2 separate regions of the Homo sapiens genome follow, and region 2 is linked to region 1. A link is a contact called in ENCODE Hi-C data. All regions are on one chromosome and are shown on one strand. The core of a region is the stretch at or near the end of the contact, and the rest is flanking DNA. Distances in the headings are between cores, read along the strand shown.

The links. Hi-C counts contacts between places; a loop is a spot of excess contacts on that map. Pooled maps may share reads with other maps.
Region 2: a map with no recorded cell type shows a loop between it and region 1 (7-fold over the local background). The contact joins two enhancer-like sites. A Hi-C loop is called at or near these places in 2 of 37 single-sample maps with no recorded cell type and 1 of 50 pooled maps.

The regions. Positions count from the first base shown.
Region 1 is chr3:112,115,110-112,118,546 of GRCh38, reverse strand. C3orf52 (chromosome 3 open reading frame 52) reads right to left here. Exons shown (of 6, transcript NM_024616.3): 6 at 337-1,905. The coding sequence ends at 1,901. Among named protein-coding and RNA genes, the nearest start is that of MIR567, 4.0 kb to the right of the region's middle. RefSeq lists enhancers at 2,356-2,415, 2,972-3,061, 3,292-3,341, 3,352-3,431. Within about 2 kb of position 1,662, at least 3 of the 41 ENCODE cell types and tissues checked have a DNase peak (open chromatin) inside an H3K27ac peak, as active enhancers do.
Region 2 is chr3:115,657,233-115,660,669 of GRCh38, reverse strand. All of the region lies in intron 1 of GAP43 (growth associated protein 43), which reads right to left. Among named protein-coding and RNA genes, the nearest start is that of GAP43, 35 kb to the right of the region's middle. RefSeq lists silencers at 1,734-1,803, 1,984-2,213 and enhancers at 1,135-2,006, 2,007-2,879. Within about 2 kb of position 1,774, at least 35 of the 41 ENCODE cell types and tissues checked have a DNase peak (open chromatin) inside an H3K27ac peak, as active enhancers do.

The sequences.
Region 1 (3,437 bases), core at 413-2,912:
ACTTGCATCTTGGTGCTTTCTGAACAAGAAGGGAAGAACAAAACCAAATCCTGCCTCCAGACATGAACAGGCTGTTCCTTCAAGTCCAAGCCCTTTCAGATACCAAGTCCTGCCAGAGAGGGCCTCAGAGAAAGAGGAGGGGATGGCCTCTGCCTGCTCTTGCTGGAACAGAGGGGAGAACCCAGGCCGCCCCAGCCAAACTTGGCTTGATCTTATTCACCCAGAAGAGGAAGCTGCCCTAAGGGAAATGAAAAAAATTATGCTCAACACCATTTACTGCAAAAAACAAACAAACAAAAACCCAGCCCAAAGCTCAGCCAATGGGAATGCAACAACACAGATGCAAAAATAATGTATTGTAAATGTTTTTAAATCATTCTCCATTAAAATTTTTCATTATTTTCTACAAAATACAAATACACTAAGGTTCACATTTAACATGCAGAAAATAAAGAGGAAGAAGAGAAATCCACTAGTTTCACTAGTTTAAGGAACAATCACTAAAATGAGACAATGATCTATAGTACATGTATCTTCTAGTTAAATAGGAAAGCAAATTCACATTATCCAGAGTCCTGGGTCATAAAGAACTCAAGTCAAATCTAGTCTGAGGCAGACACTCTGGCTCGTGCCCGCACACAGCTGCCCTTCACACTGACTTTAACCCAGGGCTCATTTAACTGAGAGGCGAGATCTCTCACAATACAGCACAAAACTCTTTCTCCTGGTAAATTTCTTTTCCCAACAAAACAATCAGTTCCCTCACAACAGGCAATTCTGTATCTGTAGACAACCAATACAGTTGCTAATATTCCTCCTACCCCCCAAATAGCTGGCAAAAGCTTCCAAGAGTTTATTTTCAAAGAAGAGTGGTTCTTCTTGTATCACAACCATCTGTAACAGGATACACAATCATTGCCTGAAGACACTGAGTCCCACAGGAAGGTTTGTAGCACTAGGCAACAAAAAGCCAATGCGTAATATCCAGAGCAGATATTAAACAGCCTTAATGATTCTCTAATGGAAGTTTATAAAAATATAAATGGAGTGACTATCCAAAGTGATAGTAGTGTGCTCAAAACTCACAGAGACCCATATTTCCAAAAAGGTGTTCAGGAATCACAGGAACAACGAGGAGCTGCAAAATAATGAAGAAACACATAGCTCCCGTCTGTAACTAGCTATATACATAGATTTCAAAGTAACCTTGGTGGTGTTCCTAAGGCTGGCTGGCTAAGATACTCAGGTACAGGTCATGGAAGTAGACACAGAACCACACTGCTGAGGTCTTCTAAAGTGCCTTCCTTTTCTTCACAGCCTGGCTTAGAGGTAGATCAAATCGAATGGTGGGGGGGAGGAGGATGACTTCAGTGAATAATTGGCTTAGTCTTCGTAACCTGGCTGCCTGCCTCTCCGTGCTCTACCAGCTCATGCTTACGCGATCCCACCTAAAAGAAGACAGTGCACCTCTGCACTAAAGAAAAAGTAGCCCAGGTGGGTGGAGTGCTTCAAGAATAGCAGTGCCATGATCACGCCACCGCACTCCAGCTAAGCGACAGAACGAGACCCTGTCTCAAAAAACAAAACGAAACAAAACAAAAACAAACAGAATACCAGTGACCTCCAACAGTGGGACATACCCGCTGACCCTATCGCCCCCACCCTAGCTGGCTTCCTGCCTTTGTCAAGACTGGACCCAGCTGAAGCAGTGCTCGGGAGCTGTTTTACTGGGCTTAGAGCCAGACTGTAGAATCGGGAGAGAAAGGAGTCTCCACCCCTCTGGTGTTGCTGGTGCTTCTGTATTAATCCACAGAATCTTTTCTGCAAAACAGAGTGAATTCCCTTCATCTCCAGGACTTGGTAGAGCACTGCTTTCAGACAGAGACCAGCCTCCATCACTTCATTCTAAAAAGAAAACACAGATGAACAAAAGTTACTGATTTTTAAAACCACTATTAAATGCTTACGTTTTCATTTCATTTCATTGAATTTTAGTGTAAAATCTTAGATAAAATTGCAAGGTTTATACATTCCTAACAGAGGAAATTTAGTCTTCAGTCCAACACACACACACCGCTCTGAATACATTTCAAAAGGCAAATGACATTTATTGTTTCTTGCTTATTTGTTTGGGTAGGATGCATGAGAAATAATTTTGATGATGTGGTTTTTGGGTGCTAAGGACATTTTAACATCCAGTCCCTTTTCATAATCTAACCATAAACTCTAAAATTTCCGTTTTTAAAACGTGTAAAATATACTGTGAGAAATTCTGATGAGAGAAATGGTGTGAACCCTAGGGCACAGCAGGTGCAGATGCAAAGCCCCAAGCAGACACAACACAGGGGGAGCCCGCCGGGGTCTACAGACCAGGAGTCCAGCCTCGCCACCACTGACAGGACTGACAAGATTCACTATTCTCCCTACCTGGGGCTTTTTCCTCTTCTCTCTCACAAAAATCCTGGTTTTGCCCTTTTTCCCTACTCAGTCTACTAGCTGACTCCTTCCCATGTGAGAACAGTACCAAGTACCTCCTCTGTGTCCAAAATAACTCATGATGCTGACCTATTCTTCGACCTTTGTAAAACAGACTTCCCCCTCCTAGCCCAGGGCCCCACTCATCTAGGAGGTGAAGAAGACCAAAGATAGGGAAGGGTGAGGGATGATGGACTTAAAAAATTCCTTTATCATTATATTTTAAGTTTTTATTTTTATAAGGCATCCAAATATGCATGCAGTCAGGTCAAAATAATCGCCGTATTTCCAAATTAGAGAATGAGAAGCAAACACACACAAAACCCCTCAGGAATCTAAATTACAATCTAATTTTGGATTCTGCTTCTAAAGCGCACATATACAAACCCCAAATGGACCATAGGCTGGCCTCAGGGAAATACTCGGAATCCCTGAAATTGTCTGTACAATTTTGTGTTGTGGGGAGAAGTAGGTACATTTTTTTTTCCTGGGGAGAAGGTACACAGCTGTCTTCAAATTCTCTAAGGAGCACACAAACCAAACAATTTTAAGAATCTTTGCTCTTTGAAGACTAAGAACATTACCATTGTGGGAAACTAGTTGCCTGGGTAATCACAGGGCGGGGATGGTAATCCCCCAAGCCCACAGCTCATGAGCACGTAGAAACTGGCGTAAGAACTCATTCCATCCCTCTTGGTCCCTCCCAGGGCCCTGGGCCTCTCCCTGACACATTTTCCCTTTCTCTAGAGTTTGCCTCTGAGCTCATCCCCCATCTGCCTGCATGCCTGCGATGAGTCCCTCTTCTTCTTTCCTCACTTCCCAACTGCTTCTCTGTGCACCCTTCCCTTTGAGAGGGCAGTGACACTCACATTCTGAAAACATAAAATGGCTCAAATATTGCACATTCATGCTCTGGAAAGTGGGACATGGGGTCACAGAAAACCCCACATTTTCTCAGCATG
Region 2 (3,437 bases), core at 525-3,024, 3.5 Mb before region 1:
AAACACACCCGTTCTGAGAAATCTACAGTTCTTTTTGAATATCTCTTTAAATGAAAAGTTTCAGACAGTTTCAGAGGTGCCTCTATTATAAAATTCAGAGAAATAATCAGCAGCAAGAAGGCCAGGCCTGACATATCCCAACCTGACTCCAACTTTATGAAAGTCTCTTCACTTCTCTGGATCTGTTTCTTTGTCTGTACATTAAGGGAGTTGACTAGGAGATTTAAGACAAACATTCAAAGTGTAAGTTTGAATTGTGTGCAAATGTATATATGTTCTGTTTCCCTATTTCTCTAGAAAAGAAACATCTAAGAAGTTATCTGTGATCTTATTCTAGTATCTGGAATGGTATTTATAGGTATATAATTATAGGTACATAATTACTGGGAATTTTGGAATATGTATACAACATGAGGATCTCCAAACTGAGAGAGCACCAAACTTCTCCGCTGGCCAGCCTCCCATGTGGCAATACCCTTGACTCTGTACAGTTAAGGATGACTTGACCTGCATGCCTCTATGAACTGTTAAATAAACCACCTCAACAGGAAAGCAGACACCATCCTTTAGGCATCTAATTCCTACCCTCTCAGAATGCAGTAACAAACCCTTCATGATTCAGCAAAAAGCTAAACATTCCCCCAAAGCCTCTGCGATGAAAAAAGTGAAAGATTCTAAAGAAATGTCTCCCTTCACAAGTTTTAAAGCCAAGTTTTTAGCTGTGTTGAAAATCTGAATGGAACTCACTGTCCTAGTTGCGGGGGAGGGGGCTGCTAAAAATAAATAAATAAGATACGCGAATCACTGTTATCCTCTACCACAGTTGGCTTCAACCTATTTAAAAAGAAAAAGAGGTCAGAAAACAGAGAGGGAAGGTTCTAACCCTCATGAGCTTCCTACACTCATCACTGGCAGATGCAGTATTGTCTCTCTACAGCTCGTCTACCCTCGTGGGTCTCTTCAGTCATCAGCTTTTAGGGATGGGGACCCATTCTGACCCTAAGAAGCTTGCTGCCTGACACCTTGCCCCTCTTCCCTTTTCTCTCTCTCTAATATTTTATTTTAATTTTTCGCTCTCCTTTCATGTGGACCTGAAGCCACTTACAGCCTGTGACAAAGCCCATCACATCGTAGTGTTTAATGTTCATTCACATTATTGAATGAATGAACAAATGCATGCTGGTGCCATGTGTTTCCAAGCGAAGAGGAAATCTCACACCAAGTCTAAATTTGGCCACGTCTACAATCATCTCACTTCTTTCCACCTGCTTCGTTTACCCTCCCCCCCGAAAAAGAAACTTGTGTGCAATTGTCTATAGAACCTGCATTTCATAGTGAGAAATGGAAAGTTCAAATGAAAAAGCCTAGAAAACTTTTTAAAAATAGTAATAATCATGAAAGGCCATTGTTTTCCAAATGGGGTCTCTGGCCTTCACTCCTCAGCTGTTTGTTCCTTCCTGTGCTGTCTTCTAAAGACAGAGCATTGCTGTTTAGTTTCCAAAGGTCCGCTTTTGCTGACAAAGAAACCTTCCTGCCGGCCGCTCTTCCACTCCCCTGGCCCTGTTAGAGAAAGAGGCGCAAACAGCCCGAAGAATGCTAAAGTGCTTTTTGCCGCCTCCAAGCAAGGAAAAAGTGGGCGGTACAAGAAGGTTACTTCCAATTGACCCAGCTTTCTCTCCTCTTCCCCACCCGCTGCTTAACCTTGGCTGACCCAGGGCTGCTCAGTCCCCGGAAGCAGGCTGCGGTTGCTGCTGCGGGTGGGAGCTGAAGGCGAGCGGGCCAAGAAGGGCGAAGGAGAGAGCCCGGCGCATCGCCCCTGGGTGCCCTCCTCCCGCGGAGAGACCTGGGGCCCTGGGCTGACGCTTTTGTTCTCCAAGCCCCTGAAAGAAGCAATTATCTCCCAAACAAGAGATTGTGGAGATTCGTTAAAAATGAAAGCGAACTCCCGGGTGTTCGGGGAGCAAGAGGCCTCCCCGGAGGTCTGCGGAGTTGGAGGAGGAGCCCCGCGGACCCCAAGCGCCGTGTCGCTGCCTCTGGGGGGCTCTCCGTGCAGCGGGCGGAGGCCGCGCCACGCCCTGCGGTCCCCAGGGTCTCAGCGGCTGAGGCCACGCCCGCAGCACGGCCGCGAGCCCGCGCGGGTGGGGGCGCAGAGAGCCGGTGACTGACGGCAGCCGGGGAGAAACAAAGAGATGAGATCACACTGCAGAGCCGCCGAGGGAACGCCTAAAGAAGGCAGAAAATGAGACGCGAAAAGGGCCTCATGGAGTCAGAACGCAGAAGGTGGGGTAGGAAGGCCAAGGCAGAGAAACGAAGCCCTGACTTGGAGAAGGGAAACCAGGCAGTTTGTAAGCCCAAGAGTAAGAAGCAAAGTGGGGAGAAGGAAGACAAGCCAGAACCAGCCCTACTTAGGAAAAAAAAACCAAAAAAGTTTGCTTCAACCCTCTCCTCTCCTCTGCTGCCCGTCACGTTGTTCTCTAAACTCTGATGATTTGTGTCAGTTCTTTACATCGTATTTTGTTTTGTTTGAGTCTGGGGTCTAAGGATGGGCTTCAGAGTATCCCTGAAGTAGTGTGCAGTATGTTTGGTTTATATGATTATTTCAGTGTTGAATGCTCATAGCTTTTTTATATGTCTAAGGTATGTAATACCCCGAAGAAGGTTAACTGTTTCTAGGCCGCACCATTGTGGAAAAGAAAAAACAAATAGAAAACAGCTAACATGGAAATGTTACCAGGGATGAGGAATTTAGTAATACCTTGTCTCTTTGGTTAATCAGATTAATACCAGTCATCTAATCAAAATAAACATTTTTGGCTGGGTACGGCGGCTCACGTCTGTAATCCCAGAACTTTGGGAGGCAGAGGTGGGGAGGATTGCTTGAGCTCAGGAGTTCGAGGCTAGCCTGGACAACATAAGGCAATTGTGTCTACAAAATATATTATTTCATATATTATTAATATATGTTACATTGGTTTTGCCTGGGGCTCCTTGAGGCAAGTCACCAAAGGAGCAAGGCCAAATCTCATCACATAAGATTATTAACTAGAAAAGACTAATTTGTTCTAGGGCCATACTTGTACCTGATAGCTTCTCACCCAACTGTAAGTTGATTAAGGGCAGTGACCTTATCTGGTTTGTCATTTTAACAGCAGCTCCTAGCATAGTCCGTGGGACTTAGCAGGTACTGAAAAAATATTTGCGAAAGAAATTAATGAATTAACAAGTGAAAGATAGTCTTCTCCCCATCTCCCCATAAACTGATCAATACCCAAGAGGCCCGGGATCAGTTTCACCATCTGGTGGTAACTATGGGTAGTTGAACAAAATCTCACCCAGTGTTCCTTTCTTCGTCCTGGGGGTGAACACACACCTAAGCAGTCTTTCTCCTTAGACCTAAGCAACTCACCTCTCCTACACTTCCACTTTAGCTCATCGCT